6 separate regions of the Mus musculus genome follow, and regions 2, 3, 4, 5 and 6 are each linked to region 1. Evidence: chromatin loops called from intact Hi-C (ENCODE). Cell type or tissue: heart. All regions are shown on one strand. Region 1 overlaps Flt4 (FMS-like tyrosine kinase 4). Region 2 holds the start of Mapk9 (mitogen-activated protein kinase 9). Region 3 overlaps Rasgef1c (RasGEF domain family, member 1C). Region 4 overlaps Gm36411 (a long non-coding RNA gene). Region 5 holds the start of Cnot6 (CCR4-NOT transcription complex, subunit 6). Region 6 overlaps Mapk9 (mitogen-activated protein kinase 9).

Evidence for each region. A loop is a pair of places that touch in the nucleus more often than their neighbours do. Peaks named below come from ENCODE experiments on the same cell type or tissue, not always from the same donor. Only the 100,000 strongest peaks of a DNase experiment are listed, where the experiment ranks them.
Region 2: a loop joins it to region 1, with 7 times the contacts of the local background. A loop is called at or near these places in 10 of 42 quality-filtered maps.
Region 3: a loop joins it to region 1, with 4 times the contacts of the local background. A loop is called at or near these places in 13 of 42 quality-filtered maps.
Region 4: it touches region 1 in a loop (4-fold over the local background); 10 of 42 quality-filtered maps call a loop at or near these places.
Region 5: it touches region 1 in a loop (4-fold over the local background); 10 of 42 quality-filtered maps call a loop at or near these places.
Region 6: a loop joins it to region 1, with 8 times the contacts of the local background. A loop is called at or near these places in 21 of 42 quality-filtered maps.

Annotation. Positions count from the first base shown.
Region 1 is chr11:49,651,206-49,655,205 of GRCm38, reverse strand. Flt4 (FMS-like tyrosine kinase 4) reads right to left here. Exons shown (of 30, transcript NM_008029.3): 30 at 2,467-4,000. Among named protein-coding and RNA genes, the nearest start is that of Scgb3a1, 10 kb to the left of the region's middle. In heart, a CTCF peak has its summit at 2,262 (motif pointing left); DNase peaks (open chromatin) are centred at 1,935 and 2,245; H3K4me3 peaks cover 554 bases; H3K27ac peaks cover 2,167 bases.
Region 2 is chr11:49,842,807-49,846,806 of GRCm38, reverse strand. Mapk9 (mitogen-activated protein kinase 9) reads right to left here and starts at 56. Exons shown (of 12, transcript NM_207692.2): 1 at 1-56. It overlaps Gm36507 (a long non-coding RNA gene), which reads left to right and starts at 510. Exons shown (of 4, transcript XR_003949545.1): 1 at 510-592. In heart, CTCF peaks have their summits at 233 and 1,632 (motif pointing right); DNase peaks (open chromatin) are centred at 116 and 1,646; H3K4me3 peaks cover 1,240 bases; H3K27ac peaks cover 1,222 bases.
Region 3 is chr11:49,953,633-49,957,632 of GRCm38, reverse strand. It overlaps Rasgef1c (RasGEF domain family, member 1C), which reads right to left. Exons shown (of 14, transcript NM_029004.1): 2 at 417-599; 3 at 148-270. The coding sequence starts at 593. Among named protein-coding and RNA genes, the nearest start is that of Rasgef1c, 54 kb to the right of the region's middle. In heart, a CTCF peak has its summit at 1,571 (motif pointing right); no DNase peak of the experiment used is centred here; H3K27me3 peaks cover 2,787 bases.
Region 4 is chr11:49,726,385-49,730,384 of GRCm38, reverse strand. It overlaps Gm36411 (a long non-coding RNA gene), which reads right to left. Exons shown (of 4, transcript XR_879826.3): 4 at 2,735-4,000. Among named protein-coding and RNA genes, the nearest start is that of Gm36411, 15 kb to the right of the region's middle. In heart, a CTCF peak has its summit at 2,333 (motif pointing left); no DNase peak of the experiment used is centred here.
Region 5 is chr11:49,710,297-49,714,296 of GRCm38, reverse strand. It overlaps Cnot6 (CCR4-NOT transcription complex, subunit 6), which reads left to right and starts at 1,575. Exons shown (of 12, transcript NM_212484.2): 1 at 1,575-1,943. It overlaps Gm36411 (a long non-coding RNA gene), which reads right to left and starts at 825. Exons shown (of 4, transcript XR_879826.3): 1 at 1-825. In heart, a CTCF peak has its summit at 1,989; DNase peaks (open chromatin) are centred at 536, 1,506 and 2,056; H3K4me3 peaks cover 3,004 bases; H3K27ac peaks cover 2,791 bases.
Region 6 is chr11:49,867,852-49,871,851 of GRCm38, reverse strand. Mapk9 (mitogen-activated protein kinase 9) reads right to left here. Exons shown (of 12, transcript NM_207692.2): 5 at 2,542-2,680. Among named protein-coding and RNA genes, the nearest start is that of Mapk9, 23 kb to the right of the region's middle. In heart, a CTCF peak has its summit at 1,826 (motif pointing right); no DNase peak of the experiment used is centred here.

The sequences.
Region 1 (4,000 bases):
TGGCAAACTGGTCCAGCTCTAACTGAAAAGCAGAGGATCTTGCATCCCCCTGCACCCGTGTCTCTGATGGATTCAGTCCAGGACAGGGAAGCAAGACACCACCTCTGCATTGGTGACAGCAATCACCTAACTTTAGATTTCCCTCAGTCAGAGACATTGACAGACAGATCCCTTAGCTGCAGGAGCCTCCTGGTTTTGTGTAACAGGAGGACCACAGGTCCTGCTGATGTCTGTTTCAACCCCAAGCTTCAAAGTCAGCCCCCCACCCCGCTCCCTGCAAGGCCCTCTGTTACTCTCAATGGCTGGCAACCCCCAGAGGTCTCTCTGTGATTGCTTGAAGGGTTGTTATGGGGAGAGAGGACCCCCTTACTCTGATGGGTAGGATAGGAGGGTGGTGACTCAGTGAGGCTTTGTGTAACAAATGACCACAGGGTTGGCTTAAACGCTACATTCATCCACTACTTGCGATTCTGCAGGCTGAAAAGTCCAAGGTCAAGAAGCAGGGACGGTTTTGTGTCTGATGAGGGCTCACGGTCTGATTTGTGGGCATGTTTTCATACGGTGGGAAGAGGGTGAAGGAACTCCTTCTCAGTCTGGGCGATCTAACTTTCTCTCCCTTGGTGTGGTAGGCTCTTACATTTGGATGCTGAGTCTGCAGCCAGTGGAACTGTTTGGGAAGGACTAGGAGATGTGGCTTTGTTGGAGGTGTGTCCCTGGGGGCAGGCTTTAAGGTTTCAAAGGCCCATACAATGTCTGGTTATTCCTCACCCCCTAGCCTCTCTGTCTCTTATTTGTGGATCAGATGTAAGCTCTAAGCTGCTGCTTCACAGCCTTGCCTGCCTGCTGCCATCCTCCTCACTATGATGGGCACGAACTCTAACTCTGCAGAACTGTGAGCCACAAAGTAAATGCTTCTTTTATAAGTGGCCTTTGTCATTGTGACTTCCCACAGTGAAAGGAACTAAGGCACTTGGTTCTTCAAATAAGGGGAAAACCCCATTCTTGAGGGCACCACTCCTTCTGGCCTGATTCCTTCCCAAAGGCTCTGCCCTCACACCATCCCCTTGTGATAAGGGTCTTGAGGGGTCACAATGGTTGAGCCCATTGCAGGTATCTAAGAGTTGAATGCGTATGTGATGGATAATTTAATCAACTTGACTGGACTGAAAAATGCCTACAACATGACATTAGTAAGACACACCTCTGTAGGTTCTATGAAGGTTTTCCCCCAAAGGATCTAATATTGAATGTGAGTGGCATCCTCTAGCAGGCTGATGTCAAGATGTAACAAAAATGGAAAGTCAGGGAGGGGGACATGCTAGTGCCACTGTGGGCATGATTTTGTGGGGACAGGAGCCATGATATGGTTACTCCCAACACCACAGGTTTCTCCAATGCTCTCTAGGTGGCAAGTAATGGAGAGACACTGAGGGTCTGATGGTCATGGATCCATCCAGGATTGCCCAGCTTCAGGGAACCTCATCTGGCCACTGCTTTCTGCTATCTGTCTTGCGCAATTCACAGTCCAGCCTGGTCATGGCTCTTCGGTTAGTGAGAGAGGAGATCCAGGGCCGGGGGACAGGCTTCTGCCCTGGGACTGATTCTGTGGCCACTTAACACAGCATTAAGTGTCAAGATGTTTGTATTTCATGTGAATTTTTGTTCTATTCAAATTTAGATTTATTAGAGAAGCCAAGACAAGATGACACCCCCAACCACTGGCAGCTGCCTCTGCGGGGAGGGGCTCTTCCCCACCAGAATGTCGAAAACTTGAGGGACAACAGGCATCACGGGGCAGGTCCAAAATGTACAGCTGGCCCAACAAAGTGGTGACCTTCTCGCGGGCCTTTGTTGGGCTCTTTTCTGTTCTCTTGGGGCGAATGGACCATAGACTATGCTGCCTGACTGTTCGTGGGCGCTTAGGTCCACCTCCAGTCTGTCCAGCTGACAGGGCTGCTGTCTCCCAGTGGCCATCGCGGCTTTCCCTCCTGGGCCCCTGGGACAGTCTGACCTCGAGACAACCTCAGGGGTGTAACTAGCCCTGCTTCCACGATGTTATTGGAAAAGGACATAGAGAATTGGTACAGAGGACTTGCCTGGAGCTGAGCTCCCGTGTCTACCACCGCTTGTGATCGTGTGGCTTTGTTGGGAGACAAGAGGGCATCGCTTTACTTTATAAAGCAAATATTAGGAGAGCGTGTTTGGAATAAGCTGGCGCAGACAGACTCAGTAGATTAACAGGTATCCCGATGTCTCTTCCGCGCCCCCTGCTGGCAGTTTTGGGGATTGTGAGCTGAGTTAGATGGGGACTTGGGCTCTGCAGCAGATTGCCCGGAGGGTGGGGGGCGGGGGTGGGGGTGGGGGGACGGGACACGACGACCACAGCATGTTTTCTTTGAGCCCAGAAGCTTTGTGAGCTGTAAGGTTAAGGTCAGAATTCGAGACAGCTTACTTAGAATCTATTCATTATAACTCAAAGACTGGCATCAAATTTATTATTATCTTTCGTTAAATATCTTAGCTCATTTCAGAACACTGCCAAAAAGGGCAGAGCACGTTTTCTTCCCCAGTACATTTCGTATGTGTGTAGTTACAAGTCAGGAGAGGTGACACAGACAGGTGATACGTAAGGGAGGGTTTGAGAAGGGCTCTGCAGCCCCATTTGCAGCCTTCGGTCCTCTGAGAGAACAGTCTCTACTTCCTAGTGGTGAGCTTGACACTCAATCCCACAGACAGGTTAGATGTGGAGGAATAGGGGTGGGGGCTCCACAGGGACAAAGAGGACTACAGTCATACATGCGGTTCAACATATCATAGGAGAACAATGCACTTAGTGGGGAGGGTCTGCTGAGCAAGCCCCTGCTTGCTGTATGGTCGCCTGTCCTGCAAGCGTTCTTTTTGGGATGGGGCTAGGGATCATCAGGGCTAATCTTCATGAAGGTTTCTTCTGGCCATGACGGAGGTGGGGGGGGGGGGCAGCAGGAGCTGGGCTGGAGGGATCGTTCAGGACAGAGGTTTGATTTGTTTAGGTGTTAAAGTCAGGTAAAAGTATAGGGTAAGCTGAAGGCAGGGGCCCCCAAGGGGACACGGGGTGATGGCTGAGTGGCCCCCAGCCATGTGGTCCTCTGTACCAGCCCCTGAAGCTTTCCTTGACAGAATCCACAGACAATCAGATCCAGGCTCTAGAGGAAAGACCCACAGTGAGGGGGGATCAGAACAGCAGCTGGTGTCTTAGGTTCTAGACCAGGCCGGTGGAGCCTGGGAGCCTTCGAGAGAGGGGGCGGGGGAAGAGCTGTGGTGACTGGCATGTTGTGTCATGTCCGCCCTTCAGTTATTGGGGACTAGGATCTAGAACAGTTATTGATTGGGCTTCTTTTCCAGATGATCTTTTGATGAGTAAATTCTTTACAACAGCGCCCGATCTTCTGATTAAAAAAAAAAAAACCAACACACACACACACACACAAACAAAAAAACGGTTCTTCTCAACACTCAGGGGCAGAGGCGTTGCCTCATTGTGATTAGTCATTGTGTACAGACAGCTACCCACGAGCTAGATAGATGCTCAGAGGAGTCCTCCCCCTCCTCCACTCCTCCTCTGTGACTTTGAGATAGAAAATATCTTTCTTCAGCCCTCCGGGGCCAGGAGAAGGAAGCAGGAAGCAGTTGGAAGTAGAGGGACTGTGTGTGTGGAGAGGATGGTTTGGGGCCAGGACATGGTGGCTCTGGTCTAACTCTTTCTTGATTCATCGTGTGACTCTCAGACATATGTATTCCTTATGAGAACCCTGTCGCCCACCAGAGCGATGAAAATAGGTGCTGGAGAAGAATTCTCTGCCAGAGTGCTTATTCCAGGGCCAGCATCTGTGGAGGCTGAGCTACAAGGCAATCGAATGTGCGGGTGAGGGTGGCTGCCCAGGGAAGGGTACAGGAGCGGTACAGAGTTCAAGGGAGCCCTCGTTGTCTGAGTTTGACTCTTCCTGGATATGGAGGCTGTAGT
Region 2 (4,000 bases), 190 kb before region 1:
CCGGTTCCCTTCTGCTCCGCTGCTGCCACCGCCGCCGCCGCCGCCGCGGCGCTCAGTCTGACGGATTCTTAGGCCAGCCAATCAGAACTAGGATATCCAGACAGGCGGGACCAATTGAGACTGGGGGTGGGCAAGGCTGGGCAGTACGGGCGTGGCTGGAGGCTGGGTGTGGGCGGGGCCAGTGGCGCGCTCTGGATGCCCTAGTGCAGAGTGGCGCCCCCTAGGCGGCTCGCCGTCTGACCGTCTGCTTGCTGGAAGAGCGTCCGCCAGTGTGCACAGAGTTAGGGATCCAGGTCAAGCTAGGACCGTCTCCTGAGCCCGCCCTCCAGGGCCAGGAGACCCGCATGCGCCGGAGAGGGTGGGCCAAGGGGAGCCAGAGCCGGGGAGGGGCGAGGCGTGACTTTGCGACTACAGTGTAGGAGCCATTGTCAGGCCTCGGTTGTAGCAGGTGCAAATGGAGAGGCGACTTGGAAAAGGACTAAAGACAGCCGGGTTAGACAAGAGTTCTGGGCATGATCAAGGACTTGAAGCCTGGGAACCTGGAGTACAACGGCCCCGGAGGAAGAACCAGGACAAGCCGCGGGGCCTTGGGGTTTGTTTTTCACTAAGGCAGATGCCACACTGAATGGGATCATAACAGGGGTGCGGCCAGATGTCCAGAAGGTGGGGGTTGGGGAGACGGTGACCATGACCCTGATGAGTCAGTGACGGGTATAGCCTAAAGAGGCCTCTTATAAGAGACAAGTTTCTGCTTTGGTGTAGAGGGGTGAGGAGGGTGTCCGTCCAGTGCTGAAGGGCTTCTAGACAGTGGGTCTTTAACACTGCTGCTTTTGTTGACGCTTCTGCAGACCTCTGGCTCTCAAGTAGGTTCCAGAAGGTCTGAGGTGAATCAGATGTTTGGAAAACTCAGAATTTGGGATTCTGACTACTCTGTGTTTTGATAGAGAGGCTGCAAGTGAGACAGGGACGTTGAACACACTGAGGGAAGCTACGAACAGGTTAGGCTGAGGACTGGTCAATAAGGGATTGGAAAAATGGAGACAGTAGTTGACAAGTGGTGTCTATGGTGGTAGAGCTGTAGTCACAAGATGCCAAGGAGGAGCCAGGGAGAAGGACTCTGCGTATAGGAAGATCAAGAGACTAGGAGGCCCCATGAATCTCCGCAGAATTTGAAGAGAGCTGTGACTCTGGTTTCAAGCACTGAACTAGGGTGGTGGAGGCTCAGAGGAGCAGTAGGGTCGAGAAGGGGATCCAGACAATCACAGTGTCTCTGTCCTATTCTGCTTTTATATTGGTGTGACAAGGCACAATGACCAGAAAGCACTTCGGGGAGGAGAGGGTTTATTTTGGATTAGAACTCTGAGGTCACACTCCATCGTTAAAGGAAGTAGGAAACTCAAGGCAGGAACCAAAGCAGAGGAAGTGGGGGAACGCAGCTCACTAGGTCAGGGATGGAACTGCCTCCAGTGTGCTAGGCCCTCCCACATCAATCATTTGTGAAGAAAATGTCCCCACAAACTTTATTACAGACCAATCTTAGGGAGGCATTGTCTCAGTTAAAAGTCTCTCTTCCCAGATAGGACTAAATCGAGTTGACCAAGCCCAACTAGCAGAGTCCTCCTTTGGCCACCCCCATGCTGGCCACCAGGGGGAGTATGGTTTATTCCTGCTCAAAATTCTCCTAGTTCCTGAGTGTGCTGCTTTGAGAAAGGTTCTTTTTGTGAGCTTCTGTCCACACCTGTCCTCACCTCGGCTCTTCCCGTCACTGCTTTAGAAGCTCCAAAGAAAACAGAGCCAGCAGTTGGCATTATTAAAAACCAGCACAGCCTGGCTACCATTGTTGCAGTTTCCCTGAAGAACACTAATGAGTGCTTCCCCTCAGATTAGAATCCCTAGACATCCAAGACTGGTGTTATAGCCAACTCAATGCAAAGTAAGTAACCACAAATCATCATGGGTATGTTTACCCAGTAAGTTTCCCATTCAGATTCTGTTTTTTTCTACAGACGCTGCTCTTTGTTCTTTTTTTTTTCAAAATAATGGTGAACATACTGAGGTGAAATGACAGGGTGGGGTGGAATGGCGGGAGTCCGTGCTTTGAATGAGTGCACAGAATCCTGGGCGAAGCCTCTAAGTGCAAAGATCCCGCCAACAGTGTGTTGTGTCGTGGGCTCCATACATGGACACTGACGCCTGGTCACAGTGGCCGGGCTGGGAGGAACAGTGGAAGAACTTTTGGCAGAAGGAAGTTCTTACCGAGGCTGGAAAACAAAGCAAAGGGCTGGGTCTGAGACTTTGAAACACATTTGGGCCAAGTGCTCAGAAGGAGGAGGGACTCAGAACGGGGAGGGGCATGTGTGCTGTGTCCACAGAACCACAGCCACCTGTACTGGCAGGAGTGGTAGGTAAGGAGATTGGAGTGATGCGGCCTTTGGGGACAGAGTGGCGTTGGTGACCATGGGCTGATGGGCACATAGGCCGCCTTGTTTATTGCTCTGCCTTATTTAGACAAATGGGTAAATGGTTGCTTTTGTGCCACCTCTTCATCATTTAAAACTGAAAGGGATTCCAAAACAAAAGCAACAACTCCATTGTTGGGTTCTCTTCACAAAGGGCTGTGGTCCTGAGAAACTGGGTGGAAGATACCCCTACAGGTAAAGCCCCAGTTTTCCTTCACCCTATTCTTCCTGTGGCCCTTACCTATCTGTCTTTGCAGCATGATAGGCTGGAAATCTGGCTGTAAGGTAAAGGGCAGCCGTTACGGGTGGTAAGCAAGGAGCTAAGTGATGTGATTCAACGTGCATTTTAGAAAGCTCACTAAGACTTGTAAGATTTGAAGAATGGCGGGCTAAGACGACAAGACCAGTTGAGAGCTACAGCAAAGGCCATTTTGAGAAACTGAAGCATGGGTTGGGGCTATCTATGGTAGCAGGTGCCAAGAGGAAAGAATTGATTTTTAAATTGCTTCAAGACTGTAGGGGGATATAAATCAATCTGCAATGAGCTATCACTACATAACCAGTAGGAATCATGCACTAAAACTTAATATCAAGTGTTGACGGTGACATGAAGCAGGTGGAACTCATGCTCGGCTGGTGGGTATATTTTGCAAAATAGTACAGCAATTTTGGATTGAGCTGAAAGTCCACTGTACATACCACGCAAGCATCAGGAGGCATGAGTCCTGGGCTTGGGGTGCTAGGATAACAAGAATTTGTCAGAGGCCTGCTTCTATGCAAGCTCTTCCTTGGTCTGTGTTCCAATTGAATTCTACTTATCAGCAATACTCCCTTGGGCAAGGGATTAGCTCCTCTGGGCCTAATTCTGTAGGAAGTAGTAAAGACAGCAATTCTTGCCTGTTGGGGATGCTGCTCTGTCTCCCTGTTCTCCGTTTCTACTCTTTTCAAACATTTCTTCTCTTCTCCCCTACTGCTACCACTGCTGAGGAATCTAACTGAAGAATCCAATGTGTTCTGTAGAGGAAAACAACTGGACATAAACCAATGGGGACAAGTATTGTCTGTCTCTCTGTCTCTCTCTGTGTTTCTCTCTCTCTCTCTCTCTCTCTCTCTCTCTCTCTCTCTCTCTCTGTGTGTGTGTGTGTGTGTGTGTGTTTACATGAAATATCAGAGGCAGGCCACTTTATAAAGAGAGCCAGGATCAAGGACTTAGCTCAGTAGTAGAGCACTTGCCTACAGTAATGGTTCATTTCTATCATGAATGTCAAGAGATTGAGACCTGAGTGGGAAGTTGGTAAAATGCACATCCAGATGTGGCTCTGGGGCTCTGGAGCTGTTGCCAGAGACTAGCTAAGGGGAGAGCACCCACCCTGAGTGTGCATGCTACTAAATAGGTTGGGGCCCCATGGAGTAAATGAGGAAAGGCAGGGTAAGCCACAGTGTGGGCGTTCCCTCTCTCTGCTTCCTAACAGCTGTGATGTGCACTGCCCTGCTCCTCCCTATCCGTCCTCCCTGCCAGGATGGAGTGAGTCTCTGAACCC
Region 3 (4,000 bases), 300 kb before region 1:
GGGGTAAGGGTGGCCTATTCTTGCAGGTTCTGGGCCTCAGTTAAGTTAGAAGCTTAATAGGTGCCTTTTCCAGAGGATGGAGTAACCACTGCCTCCCTCAAAAGCTGACGCTGTGAGGTCAGAGCCGCGCCCTGCCCAGGTCCTCACCTTGTCCAGCACCGGCTTGTCCAGCTGTTGCTGCTCTATGCACAGGTGACACACCCGAGCCAGGAGCTCTCGGGGCTCGATGAAGAGACGAGAGCTCAGCAGGAAGGTGAAGATGTAGGCTTTCTGGTGAGGATACCACACAAACTCATCAGCGCACAGAGGATGTGTCATCAGCCTGACCCGACTCCCAGGCAGGAGGCCATTCCCAGCCCTGTCACCTGTGCCGTGCTCTCCTGCCCCTTCCCCATGCCAGGCGGCGGCTCACCCACCTCGGGATAGTAATCGGCTGTGGGCACGAGGTGTTGGATCAGGGTGTCCAAAGAGGCTGAGGATGGAGCTCCGTCCAGGAGGGGCTGCCCGGCCTGCTCTCCTTCTGTGGATTCTGTGGGAGGCGGGCTGAGGCTGCCTGGGGTGACCATGTCGGAGGCAGTCAGTGTCCGGGGCATGCCTGCCTGCAATGGCAAGAAACAGTTGGGGGTAACTAAGTGGGAGCCCACTGATTCTCTGGGTTCTAGGCTGGAGAACTATGCCTCTGACTGTCCACACTTTTGTTCAGTGATCACATCGTGAGAGGCTGCCAGTGTCCCCCACTTCACAGCCCAACACCCATTCTCCATTTTCTTATAGCCTCCCCAGTTCTTCTCCCAGGAATAATCTCTTCTTTACTGTTTCTCCGGAACCATCTCTCCCCGGAAAACACACCCTTAATAGTTGGTTACCCCTCCACTTCTCTCTATCTTTATAATTCAGGCTGGCCTGCAACTCACAGTAATCCCCCTGCTTCAGAGTTTTCCGCTCGCTGCCTGCACTCTAGAGGTGAGCTACCAAGGGCAGGAAAAGTTGTTTGTCCAAGTCCTTAATAGCCACCATCTTGCCCCAGCTACTGGCCACAAAAAACTCAGGATTGAACCTGATCCAGATTAGGGGTTCAGGAACAATCCCAGAGCTTCCTTGACACTTGGAAGCTATTGTTCCCCTGAGGTCCCATTGACTAGACTGGAGAATGTAAACTCGACATTGTTGGTTCATCTCAGCATTGTGAGGAGCTAGGAAAGCAGGCATACTCCTTTTGGAGGGGTTGACTGCCTGTGCACAATACCTGTGGCCTCTATGGCTGAGCCAACATCCCAGCTCGCTTTGCTATTTCATTTTGAAGCAGGGTCTTGCTAAGTTACCCAAGTTGGCTTTGTATGTTCTCTGTAGTCTAGGCAGGCCTTTAACTTATTATGGTCCTCGTGCATTAGCCTACAGAGTAGCTCCAAATTCACATCTGACCCCTAGTGGGCATCAGTGGGTGATGAGCCACTGTGAGCCCTATTGTAGGCCTTGGGGCTTCTGTCAGTTGGTGGTGTAGCTAAGGACCCTCTGTGGGCATTTCAGTGTTCTCCCTATGTAGGCCTTCTCTAGACCAATGCTGAGCTCTTCCATGGCCTGGCCAGCAGAGGGCGTATGCGCATTTTAACAGAGAGCCCGTGCTTCATGCCATTTCTTCCACACATGCCTGTAGGTCTGTGGATGTTGAACGAATTCCAGCCTAGACAGTCAGGTCACCCCATTTTCTCAAACACAGAATCTTATGGGCTCACCCCCTGAAAGACTCTGGCTTTGCCTGCCTTTTCTGTCCTCCAGTGACCCTTACCTAGAGACAGAAAGACAGGAGGCCGGAGCCCACTCAGAGATGAGGGGGACTTCTCCAGAGGGCTGTCCACAGTCTGTGGTGTGGGAGGTGCTGGGATGGGGTTACAGAATTAGCGAGTGCTTAGTCAGTCCGTGTGGATGGCAACCTGGACAGCCCTGACCTTGGTGACAGTCACAGCTTAATTTTACCTCCCTAGCAATCTCCAACACTCAATTTTCAGTTCTGAAAACACAAATTTCACAGACCACCTCTTGCTCATCTGTGTGGGGAAGCCGGTGCAGATGAAGATGGGGGGGTGTGGAGGGGGATCCTGAAGGCTTTCAGTGGAGAGGGTGGCCATCTCTGGAGACAGCAGGTGCTAGCTCTGTCTCATGCCTGGGGCTCAGCACCTGGTTCTAACTTCACATGCCAAAATATGTGCTTTCCAAAGTTCCCCTCTCCTGTGTAATGCCTCCCACCTCTTCACTATGCAGCCCATCCTGGATTCCAGTCCAATTTTCTCCCAGATTGGCCAGTGACAGCGTGGAGGTGACACTGAAACCCTCTGTGGGGAAGGACAGTGGTCTGCCAGGTGGTGGGAGAATCACAGAGGGACAATTCACAAGTCAATCAAGGAACCTCTCAGAACATCCCTAGGCTTGGCTCAGCCCTAGGCACTTGATGCCGGGTCCTTAGGGGTGGGTGGCTAGATCCCTAAGCTTATGCTATGAGCTGAAGGGATGTCCTACAGAGGTGACCTGAGAGGGGACGGGCTGCCAAGTAGGAGCATGGGGAGGTCACTGACTTGAGGACTGAGGGAAGGAATGAGACTGTGGAAAAGCAAGCCTGTCATGGGACCAACAAGGGGAAGGTGGGGTGATTGTGAAAGAGTGTGCTTGGATGTCTGGGGCCAGGTGCCTCAGGTCCTAAGTGACAAAGTGGTGGATGAGGGTGAGCACAGATGAGCACATCAAGCAAGCGTTCATGTGTGGAGACACACATCTTTCCAGGAAGCACACGGAGGCCCCAGGCCAGGCACCCATGTCCTTTCCTGTAAGTATGAATGACTGTTGGATCAGTCTCTTATCTGTCACCCAATAGCTTCTTCACACAAATGCAGTATGAGCATTTATTTTCCCGTTTCTTTATTACACATAAAACAGCGTAGCCCCCACGCTGCCCCGTTCTGGGTGCTTGTCATTAGCACTACATCTCAGAAGCAGGCCAGGGTTTGTTTCATCTTTTGCCTAAAATATTTTGTTAATTTAACTTTTAAGACCATCTTATTCACTGTTTGTGTGTCTAGGAGTAATTTCTTAAAGTCGGCGGCGAAGCAGCCTAAATGTCCGTCAGTGGATGACTACATAAACAAGACTAGATATGTGTGAAGAAATCGTATTCTACTTAAAAGGAGGAGACAATCCCGCTATGTCTTTCAGCATGGAGAAGTACTGAGGACGCTGAGTTAGGGGCAGAGGCCAGTTAGAAAAAAGACAAAAGCTGGCCTGGGGAGATAGAGAGAGACAGAGCGTGTGCTTCTCCTGTAACTCCGGCTGGAAGGAATTCCATGCTCTCTTTTGGTCTCCAGGGGTCCCTGCACTCTCCCTCCTGCTCTCTTTCTCTCCTCCCCTCCCTTCCTCCCTCCTTCCCTCCCTCGAACTGTCTGAATTTCTCTCTTGGCCTTTTTGGTGGCATGCGTCAGCAGGCTTCACTAGTGCTGTAACAAATTCCTAAGATAGTCAATGCATCAAGATAAACAGTTTATTTCGGCTTACTGTTCTCAAGCTTCTTTTTGGTCAGTGACCGGCTGGTCTCATTGCTTCGGGCCAGTGGAGGCGGCACCATGATAGGGCACTTAGTAGGAAAAAACAAAACAAAGCAAAGCAAAGCAAAGCAAAGCAAAGCAAAGCAAAAGAAACACCACCTCACTGGCCTTAGCTGGTAAGTGAAAGAGATGAAGGGCAAGAACTCAGCCACCATAGTCCTCTTCGAGGGCATGGCCTCAGTGATCCGAAAAGCTCTCACTACGTTCTGCCTCTTAAAGGTTCACCACTTTTCACCAAGTTTTGATGCACGGGCTTCTGGAGGAGCATCAAGACCCTAACTAGAGTGAGACCAGGTATACGTTACTTGGATCATCGCTGTGATTAAATACCCTGAGAAACACAGCTTATGGGAGAAAGGGTTCATTTGGTCATGGGCAGAGAAGTCATGGTGGCTGGAGCTAGAGGCATC
Region 4 (4,000 bases), 75 kb before region 1:
TGAATTCCAGGACATAGCCCCAGCCATTCTGAAGAAAATGGCATCTGCTGACCTTGTTGCATGGACCTGCTGGTCACAGGAGAGAGGCAGATATCCTGGGGAATGACCAGACTCACCATCACGATGCTGGTGTCTGTGATGATGGAGATACACTTGGCCATTGAGGTCCTAGAGGATAAACTCTAGAATTCCAAACAAGACCTTCCTCCAAGAATGTACAGGTGCTGACCCCGAGCCCACAGCCCAGCTCCTACTGCATCTGAGCGCCTCTCGTCTTGGGTTTGAGCTCACATTGGCCTCTCTTGGTCCATTTTGCACTATGAATTAGATCCTCACCCACAAATCTCCTCCTATAAAATAGTGCAGTGTTTACATATAATGTATGCATGACCTCATATCCCTTATATGATCTCTATGTGACTTATATCTAACACAATATCATGTTTTATGTTTTAAAAATTACATTTCATTTATTTGTATATGAGAGTGTATATATATATATATGAGTGATTATACATGCATTGTGGCATATGTACAGAGGTCAGAGGACAACCTGTGGAAGTCAGTTCTCTCCTATCATGTGGGTCCCAGGGATTGAACTCTGGTCATTAGTTCTGGCAACAAGCACCTTTACCTGCTGTGCCATCTTTCTGACCCCATAAACAATTATTGTATTGTATTATATTGTATTGTATTATATTGTATTGTATTGTATTATATTGTATTGTTTATGAAACAGGGACAAGAAAATATTCTGTGTATGTTGGGTACAGACAAAATTTTTGAATATTTTAAATCTAGGGTTGGCCTTATCCTTAATGTAGACCTCAATATTTCTTAGAATAGGCAAGCCCTGCCTTGGGTACAGAGCAAGTGTGCTCCAATGCACTTAGGAATGTCTGGAGCTGAAGAGGGCTGGCATGGCTGGGACAGAGGAGGAAAGCTAGGAGGCTGGTGTCTAGGCTGGTGTCTGGGGCATGGCAAGTGGCCCAGGAAGGAACAGGAGAGGCTGCCCCACATCTCATGTGCTGAGGGGCTGGTGACAAGTTTGAGTTGTGTCCTCAAAGCAAAAGGAAGCCACCGCTAGACATGAAAGCGTGTCATAGCATAGCTGCCCTGGGAGATCATCCCTCTGACTTCTGACTCCTTCGAGTTGAAGGAATCAAGAATTGGTCCCGGGACATCGCTTCAGTTGAGTGATGATGAGGAGAAGTGGATGTGTTCGGGGAGCAGCATCCACCGTACTTGGGAGACAAGAAAGGGGAGTGCCTAAGGCTCTAGCCGAGGGGACCAGAAGTAGGTATGTCTAACCTTTTGATGTTTTGAAGTGGCCTTATTCACAAGCAGGTTGAACATGCCGGATACAGCATGTGGTCCACTGATAGAACCTCAGCAGCAGATGGATAGGGCAGCAGAGAGAAGGCATGAGCTCCTTTCCATTCGGGATGGTGAGTGGGAGGTAACAGTGGGTGACTTGCCACAGGCTCTGGTAACTTCATGGAAGAACACAGACAGAGCACACAAACCCAAGAGTTTTTATATCACCAAGTACACCAATATGAAACATTGCCTATCTTGAACTCCAAGTGTCTCCCATCGCCTCAGTCCCTTTTCCTGAGGCCCCCGCCCTCAACAACCTCATGCTCACTACTTTCAACACATGTTCAGAATGTGCTGGTACTTGCAGTGGTCTCTGCAGAAGTTTGAAGAGCCCAGGTGTGTGTGTGTGTGTGTGTGTGTGTGTGTAACTATTTGAGTTACATGTAGGCCTTTAGAACTCTGGAAGCCTAAGGACACCCAGTGGCAGTGTTGCAGAGGAACCAGGCAGATGCAAATGCAGGCATCTGGTAGGAGGTACAGGCATAGACATAGCATGTTAGTGTTCTGTCACTGAGACAATCAATGCACAAAGAGAAGTTTGTTATAGCATGGAGTAGCAACACTTGATAAAATATGCATACTCTGTTGCATAAAATCATGACAAGGATAAATAATAATGCATTACAAATTTCAAAATTGCTAAAGGAGCAGCTTTTAAATGTTTCCAGTTTTAAAAAGATCATAAGCATGTGAGGTGATAGATTTCATAATTATCTTGCTTTAATCATTCCCCATTGAAACCATGTATCAAAGTGTCAGGCTGGGCCCTGAAAACACTCAGTTATCATTTGATAATCTTTAAAGTGTGCATGGCTTTGACACCAAAGACTCAGATTCTGTCTTCCTGAGGGGAGTCATCATTTTAAAACAAGACAGATAAGAAGCAGAAGCAGCAGCTGCCTTGTGGTGCTTAGTCAAAGATGCTAATAGCTCCACCTGGTGGCACTCAGGGAAGTTACAACACCTTCCTAAAGGGCGAGTTCCCCTTCTTGGACCCAGCGTTATCTCTTCAAATATTCCTAACACTTCTGCAGAAGAGATTCTCACCTTCATCTTATTAATGGGGAAGGCAAGACTCAAACAGCGCAGATGACATCTCTAAAAAATTCCCACATCTGAGATGCTGAGGAGAACTGAATCCCAGCTCTGTTGTCTGTGCCAATGGCTTAGAAATCTGGCTGATCAATAAGACCATGCAGGCAGCCTTTGTGAACTGGTGGTGAGGCTGTTAGGACCACTCATATGCATGTGGATTTTTGCCTTCCTAAGCAAAAAATTAGTGTACTCACTATAGATGGAGATTGGGAGATGCCATCAGGACAGGGAGTGACTGGGACCAGAGATGGACTCTGAATAGTGCTCCAAGCCTTATTTTTATTGTCATTATTCTCTAAATAACACACTACAGCAATCAGTTACACAGCAACGACAATGTATTGGGTATTGTAAACAGTCTAGAGATAACTTAAAATCTATGGTGTCATAGGCATGAGTAAATGTATACACATATGTGAAGTTAGATGTCATTTTATTAAAAGTTTGGAGCATTCTTGGGGTTGGGTATCTTGAGGGGTGGCATGTAACCTGTCCAGAATCTCTATGGAGGGATGACTTTTGCACACATGTACATTTAACAAGCATGGGCAAGAAAGAAGAGAAATATCTGGAGGTTAGAAACGAACTCTCAAGTATCAACTGACTTAGCTGTGTGCATTGGCTTTCTGCTGTTTCCTCAAAACCTTACAGAAATGAAAGCCCAGGTATAAAGGTCCTAGGGTCCCCTGACATAAGGGGGAGGGGATGCCAGCAGGTAAAGTATCCCACAGTAATGGGGAGTGGGCAAATAGGGCTATGGCAGTATCCTTGGAGGTGCTCGAGACCTCCAACCCCGGGTGTATTCTGGCATCCTTCCCAGCTTCCTGGCAATGACCAGCAGTGCCAGCTTGGGAGAAGGGTGTCTGTAATCCCTGTCTGTGTCGTGATGACATCGTCAGTCAAAAAGTCCTACCCCAACATCCTGCTCCTTTCTTCCACGTAAATAAGAACAGGAGGAAGAGAGCCAGCCATTAACACTCGAGGGAAACCAGCTTCCTGAAAAAGGCAAGCCAAGAAAAGGAGACTCAAAGCTATGACCTTCACAGTCACGGGGACAGTTCCGGAAGTGGGAGAATAAATGTCAAGGAAAGCTAATTAGAATCCATGGGGAGATGAGAAGTGACGCTGAGTGCTTTGTTTAGCTAAAAGATGTCTGCGCCTTAATTTCTCTCTCCTGTTGGTTCTGAGACTCATCGCAAATACGTTAAGCAGTTAATCTGCTCCATATTTCTTTGTATTCATGTTACACTATGTACAGAACTGCATGTAAGTTGATTCTGGTTTTTTCCTCTGTGTGTTTATGTGTGTGTATGATGCATGTGTGTGCTGTGGATACATGTGGAGACCAGAAGAGGATACCGAGTGTCCGTTCTATCACACTCTGCCATATCCCCCAAGACAGGGTCTCTCACACTGAACCTGGAGCCAGGCTGGCAGGGAGCAGGCCTGAGCAATCTTCCTGACTCTCCCTCCTTCAGCTCCGGCCTTACAGACCTATGTCTGCAGTCATGCTAGGTTATTTATG
Region 5 (4,000 bases), 59 kb before region 1:
AGAGGTGCCAGATATCCAACATTCTTCCACCTCTGTGAGGCACTGGCATGAAAGGACACAAGTGGGACGAGTAGAACTGTCTACCTAAGCATCTGATTCCAGGATTATAATGGAGTTGTTGCTTAATGAGGCTAAGGTTTTTGTTACACAACTAGGCTCCTCTGGAGGCATACAGTCACTGTCAAAAAGTGCAGCTGCCCTTGGGAAGATGAATTACACAAAGAAACCCTCTTCTCTAGGCTGGAGCACAGGTTCCCAGGGCACAGCACTGGAAAGGGAACAGGCCAGCAGGATGTCTACACCCCTGGCCCCTCCGCCTAGTTGTACCCTTTGTGTGAAATAGGCACTGAACAGCCTGAGTAGGTCAGGGCTTAAGAGTATCTTCAGGTAGCTCGTCTGCGCCTGTCATTTCCTCGTGTATGATGGGTGTCTCCATTGCCTTAACTTTTCCAGCGTCTCATGGCACTAGAAGCTTAGACTGACACTGCTATCCTGGCAAATAGCAGGCAATGATGATCTCAAGGCAATGCTGGGGCCAGGCAAACACAAACTGCCTTGAACAGAACATCTGGTTCTTGGAAAGGCTTTTGTCCCTCGCTGCTTTGCTCGCCTAGTTCTCTTCTGCCTTAGGCAACAGCCATGCAAGTCCCACATCCTGGAACGAAAGATGGGCTTCCTTGAGAGGCATTTTTTTTTTTCTTGTTAGTTCCTGGAAGCCATTTCACGCTCAGTTCTGGGCTGATCTGCCACGGAGGTCGGGGTAGCTATTTTCCTTCACACAATTCCTGTCAGTCTATATCGCCAGTGTATTTGAAGCCTGTTGGGCGTTACTCTTGCCCGTACACCATGACGCTGACTCGACAAGGTGGAGCTTGATTAATCCCTGTGTCCTGAATACCAGCCAAGTACTTTTTCCTGATGTAAGTATCATTAATCAGCCCATTCCTTTTCCGGTTTACCTGAAACCACATGTCCTGAGTAGACTATGTTAGCCCTCGAATGCAGCTATAGTTCGTTACTTAAATTAGGACCCCATAATTTAAAAAACAAACAAACCCTGCCTATTAATTATTTTTTTCCTGCATAGTTAGGGCAGGAACAATTAGTTGACTATTGAAGAGTGTAAGTTTTCTTTCTCGGAAGATCAAGACACTGGATAGGGTTAAACGTCTGAGAATTTAATCTGTGCTCCCAAGTGATTGACAGGCCAAGGAAAAAGCAAAATGAATCAAGAGGAGGAAAAAAAAATCAAGGGTAAAGTGGAGATAAAAGTGGACGAGAAAGAAAAAGAGCAACTAAACCGCGGAGAAACAGCTTTAGGAGAGGAGGAGACAGAAGGCGCGGAGAAGGAAAGGCGCAGAGAGAGCGGGAAGAGAGGCTGGGAGGGCGGGCAGGAGCGCGCCGGGCCGGCTCACTGCTCCGAGACCGGGGGGAACGCGGACGGGGCTAAAGCGTCGGGCTGCCAAGAGTCCACCCCCGCACGACGCGGGATAGTCGCGCCCAGCAGCGTCAGCCAATGAGAAGCCGGGATGTTGGAGAGGCGGCGGTGAGCGGGGCGTTCGCTGGCTGGGGTGGGAGGGGGACGGCGGCCGCCGCCATGATGCTTGTTTGCTTTCAATGAAAACGAGGGGGGCGCGGAAGAGGAGGCGTCGGCGTCGGTGGCGGCGGCGTCGACGGCGCGGAGGCGAAGGCGGCGGCCGGCGCGGCGAGGAGGGCGAGGCCGGGGTCCGAGAGGGCGGCAGAGCGTAGCGGCGGCTCGTGGGGTCCGGGGCGGCCGAGGCGGGCGGCTGAGGAGCGGCGGCCGAGGAGGGGGAACAAAGAGCGGCGGCGGAGGCGCTGCAGCAGCGGGCGGGACTGGTATGGTGGTTCCACAGGGCAGACCCCGCTGCACTCATCGGGAGGAGGCGGCGGCAGCGGCGGAGGAAGGCGGCGCAGCTCGAGAGGTGAGCGCGACGGGCCCGAGCGACGTCCCGCCGAGGCTCTGCTGCCTGCGCTCCCCCATCCCCCCCCAGGGGTCGCGCCCCGGCGGGGACCCCGAGCGCGCACTCGCGCACAACTTAGGAGTTCTCGGAGTGACGTCTGTCCGTCCCCCTCCTTCACACACAGCGATCGCCATCCCGTCGGTCCCCTGGCCGCGCCCCCCGCGCGGAGTCCCGGGGCTCGGCCTGGGTTGGGGGTGGGGGGTGGGAGTGTTGATTGACGGCAGTGCGGTGGCGTACAGAGGGCGGTGGCGTGAACCCTGGCTTCTCGGACCCCCGCCTCCGGCCGGTCACGCACCTCAAGAGAGGAGCTGGGGTGCCGGGACTAGGGACAAACCGGTGGCAACTTTGGAGAAGTGGCTGTGCTGGGGGGGGGGGGGTGTGCACTGTGCGGCGTGGAACTTGGCACTCCGTGGATTGACTTAATGCTCACCCTTTTTCTCCTAAAGTATTTTAAAGTCCGTTTAACGCAGATATTGGTAGGGGCGGGGCGGATTACGTGGCCAAAGAAGTGATTATCAGCTGAAGAGATTATTGGACTCAGGACTCAAGTACTAATTTCTGGAAGAAAATTTCCCTAGTTTAACCTAGTTTCAAAGACAGTGGTTATTTACTTTGGTGACCCCCCCTTCCCCCCCCCCCCCCCCCCCGCCTTGACTCTTTCTACCCTGACAACGGTCTTCAGAGACTGCTCATAAGCAACTGTAATTCTTTACTTTTAACTGTTTCTGCAAGTGACAACATTGTGCACAGGCCATCTTGTTACTGTGTTTAAATAATCTGCTAGAATTTGAGTACAGGTAAACCTGTTTTACAGGTAGATTGCCTGATTGACTACTAGGTCTAAATTCTTCTCTGCCTCTGCTTGGAATTTTAACTTTGGAGAATAAATGAAAAAACAATTCGGTGTGTAATAGCACTGTCTTTCCCACACTAGAAATTTTCACCATCCCGCAACCGTTCTGTAGGCTGGTCAAAAGATTGTGAAGGCGTATTTTGCTTTTTGTAATTGCTGCCAGTCTTTTGAAGTTGGCGCTTTGAAGAATACATTTTAGAATTAAAATTACGTGGAGCCAGTGGTCTAGTCAAATTCTCTGACCTGGCTCTGAGGAACCAAGCCTAGAATGAAGAGACTGGATCAGGATGTTAGAGTTAGGAGGGTAGTCATAAAGCAGACGTTAAGGGTGATATAGTTGTTAAGTATTTGGGGTTTGGAGAAGGAAGCGGGTATTTTTATCAGGTAGATATTAAAGTAGGTCAGGTAGCCATTTCACAGGTGCACAGGTGCTTGCTAACGTGGACAAAAATGTATGTGGCAGACATTTTCTAGTGTGACTGGAATATTCTTGAAAGAGAATCCTTGTATAAGTTGAGATGTATTATGGTTGCTGGGAAATTTCAGGCTTTTTTTTTTTTTTTGAACAGACATAGACGCTGATATACAGAACTTGGTCCTGACTACAAATAAAGGCATTATAGGAATTTGCCTACTATGCATGTAGTTTTAACTAGTATTTTGGTTAATGTTTAAACATTTGACTGAACCCATGTTAACTTTACAAAAAAAAAAAAAAAAAAAAAAAAAAGACATCTTAAAATACAGTCCCTGTTAGCCTGAATCTTTCTTTGTAGAATGGGCTGGCCTTGAACTCAGAGATCCTCCTGTTTGTGCCTCTGGAGTGCTGAGGTTAAAGGTGTCCAGCACCATGCTTAAGTTTTCATTCAATACAGCCTAGAAAGACAGTATAAGTAAGACATACTGGAAGAAATGCTTGGAGTATCCTTTGGTCCTTGTGTGGTGAGGGGTCAATATTTCCAGCACACATGCAGCCCTCTCCTCTGACAAGGTCCACTGGCTAGGAAGCTCAAGCTTGCTTGTCTTATCACTGTGGAGAAGAAAGATCTGTTAATTTTTTTAAAAAAAGATTTATTTGTTACATGTAAGTACACTGTAGTTGTCTTCAGACACACCAGAAGAAGGTGATCAGATCCCATTACAGATGGTTGTGAGCCACCATGTG
Region 6 (4,000 bases), 220 kb before region 1:
TCTTATGTCACAAACTGAAAAAGGTCAAAGAGCTCTAAACACACTGCCCTGAGACACAGAAACGAGCACTAGAGTAATTCATTAAGAGAACGGAAAGTCAGGCTGGTGACACAGCCCAGTGATGGAGTGCTGGCCTAGGATGCACAAGGCTCTGCCTTCATCCCTGTCGCCACATAAAAAAGGCAAAAACCAAAACCAAAACAAACAACAATAACAAATTCTAAATAACAAAAACTAAATTCAAAGTTTGCTTCAAAAGGAGACAGAAATAGGAGAAAGAAGAGGGAATGCAGGCTTCATAACTATTTATGCAACCATGTGATCCTTGATGAATACAAATGCAAATCAACCCATTTGCTGATTTGGTTCTGTTGAGAGGAGTCCGACTTTGAAACTGTGAAGGACAGACACTGGGCAGGCGGGCTGGCTGGCACTGGCGCAGGTGAGCACTGAAGCACCTGTGCAAAGCTGGAAGGAGCTCGGCAGCCTGCTACTGTGGGCGTCTCCAAGTGGCTGCAGGGCTGAGAGAGGTTTTCATTTTCCCCAATTTTGTGAATTTATATAAAGTAAAAGTGGTAAGGGCGAGGGACAAAACTTTACCTTTTGTCCTGTTTCACTCTAAAACTTTCAAATAATTAAAAGTTTTATTTATTGTGAAGCCATTTTGTTTCTTGGAGACAAGAGTCTTGCTATATGGCGCAAGCTGACCTTGAACTGATGACCCTTCTCATCCTGAGTTCTCCATGACAGGCGTGACAAATTGCATTAACAGCAAAAGTGAAGGTATGTTTCTCTATGTGAGGCCCTATTTAAAGGGGACCATACACTGCCATGCGGAGGCTCACTTGGGTTCCTCACTCACAGAGGCCTGTCATCCAGTTTGATGTACCTGAGGGTTGTTTGGAACATCTCAATGACAACGTTCATACCTTTCCCAAGCAGTCGCAGATGTGAGTGTGTGAGGTAAGAGTGTACAAGGGATCCAGAAGGAACCGGTAAGACAGGGAGCTAGGCAGGGAGCAAGGTGGACACACAACATTGTCTCAGATCATCATGGATTCTAAACACTGTGCTAAGCAAAACATACACTACTTTGGGCTCTGTCTCACCTGCTTGTAGGCTAAAGGACCAAACATTCCACAAAAGGCAAGTACACGCCATAGTCTCATGAAGTTTCCAGGAAGTAGGGGCATTCTCCTGCCCTCACCTCCGGCTCCAAGTAAGGGAAAACAGTCCCCTCAAAAATCAATACAGCTTGTAAATCTGGGAAGTTATCATAAAGCATACATTTCATTAAACGTGTATTGTAAGGCTGACGGCCATAGCTCAGTAGTAAAGCATTGCCTCCTATGAGCAGCATCTGAGGCTCCATCTCAGCACCACACAAAAAGCAACAGTTAAGAGACAATAAGAATGCCTACAGGAAGAGGGGCGAGGGTGGAGAGATGGCTCGGTGGTTAAGGGCACTGGCCGCTCTTCCAGAGGACCTTGTTTCAGGTCCCAACACTCACACGGTGGCTTACAACTATCTGGAACTCTAGTTCCAAGGGATCTGATGCCTTTTCCTGGCCTCCATTCATGCATGTGGTACACAGACATAAATGCAGACAAAACATCCATACATAAAATAAAAATAAATACACTTTTAAAAAGCCTTCTGCATGAGGGAAGAAAATAAGCATCATATTGTTGATGGAAAATTCAGTGTCCTAAATAAAACTAAAAAGTGGCCTCAGTTATTTGGAGGTCTGGGGGAATTTTTAGAAATAGAATGATTCATTAGGAATCTTAGTTACTATTTAAAAGTGAACTTTACCATCAGAAGGTCTATTGCTTGGAATGACCACTTGGTGGCAGCAAAGGCTACACTTTGAAAAACCTGGTTATGGGGGTGCACAAGGGAAGGGAAGCCAGCACAGGCCTTTGGCAACAGAGGCAGGAGGATCACTGAGTTTGAGGCCAGCCTGGTCTACAGAGTGAGTGCCAGGACAGCTGGGGCTACATAGAAAAAAAAAGTTACTACAAACTGGAAGGCTAAACCAGAAAACCAAGATTGTTCTGCAGTAGGGTGGCCCCCTACCTCTGTGTTTACAGTGGCTGAGGGGAAAAGCTGATCTGAACAGTGTTTTGTACACAGTATGACTCCACGGCTTAACCTGGACTCTCAAAGTACCAAACTTTAAAAAGAAGAAAAAGACGTTCTTAGGGTGGGGATGGATCAGGGAGTGAGCACAAGCACCAGGAACTGAACTCAAACCCCCGGCGGCCATGTGAAAGGCCAGGGTGCTTACACATGGAACTGGAAACCAGTGCTGGGGGTGTCGGAGAGGCGGAGTCAGGAGACCACCAGCCTCCCTCCAGGTTCAGGAAATAAGGCCAAAACTGACCTCGTGGCCTTTAAACACACATGAATAAGTGTGCACTCACACATGTGCACATACACCACACAAACACTCATACATAAAAACATTAAGTTCTTTTGTAACTAGATGACTGACGACCAAATGGTCCTTTTAAAAATACAGTTATGTGATTACTCACTCTATGAATGATACCAGCTGAATGCAGATGCTTGATGCCACAGAGCATCTGGTAGAGAAGGTAGGACATTCTCTCATGGTCCAGTTCCATATGAATAACCTGACATAAGTTAGCATCCATTAGTTCCATTACCAAGTACCTGAGTATTCAAAAAGAGACCAACCACACTCATTAGTAATATTTTTAAACATTCCTTCATGAGTCTTAGCTCACAATCATTATGAAGCAGTACCGACGGGGTATTAACACTGCATGCTGGAAGTAAAAGCACTTTTAATAAAGTAGCTTGAAAAGAATCAAATATATAATAGGAGTCTGTAAAATTACCCAAAGAATATACAAACAACTAACTTACTCATTGTTTTTCTGCCTTTCAAATTATAAACAGAACTTTTTTTTAACCATGGAAACAATCTCGTACAAACTTTTCTACTTTTATTAACCCATGTGTCTGTCTGTCTGTCCACCTATCTATCTTTTGTTAGATCATCCTTTCAACATCTATACCATGCTGCTGTAGATTCTTGCTCTTTAACAATACATGATTCTGGCAGGGCTGCTAATGTAGAGGGTTTATACAGCGGGTAAATGGAACTCTGAACTTTCCGAACAGGTTGGTTATGTATTTGGACTGCTATAAAAAATGAAACCTTTTTTTTTTTTCTGGTGATTTTTGGTGTTTTTTTTTTTTTTTTTTGGCTTTTTCAGACAGGACAGGGTTTCTCTGGGTAGCCCTGGCTGTCCTGGAACTCTCTGTAGACCAAGCTGGCCACAGACTCTGAGATCCCTCTCCTCTGCCTCCTGAGTGCTGGGATTAAAGGTATGTGCTACCATCCCCTAGGTGAAATCTGTCTTTTAAGGCTGACCATACAACTTTCAAGCTCACGGTCCACCAGCAGCATAATAGCCCCACCCCAAGCCCACAGAGGTGCTTAGACACATCATCTCTAACTCCCCTCCACTGCTTGTCATGACATTCTGACTCAGCATATGCCTAGTGTCTGCCCAAACTGATGACTTCCACATCTGCAGAGACCCAAAGGCCAGTGCTAAGAACTTGGCTGCTTTCTGTGCCTAATTGCTTCCTTTTGTTGGAGCGGCTGGAGTCAGATCCTGGCTCTCCTCTCACTGTTCCTGTCTTGGTGCTATCCAGGTTGCTGTGCCTTGAAGGACCATTTATAGATTATTCTTCCATTCCTTTAATCCAGGCCCCTCCTGAACACCAGGTTCTTTCCTCTCTACCCACTTCACTGTTCCACTTGGACAGTCAATAGTGTCTCTGAATTCATGTCTAAAACTACTTGTGAGTCTAGCTACTTAGCACCCCAAGTCTGGTCCTCTCATAGTTCTCCATATCTCAGCCAAAAGCCTTTATGTGTGGCTTTCAATTTCTCTCTCACATCTAGCATCGGCAGATGCTAGGCCTCACCCTCAGACAGTGTTGGTGTCTAATCTCAAG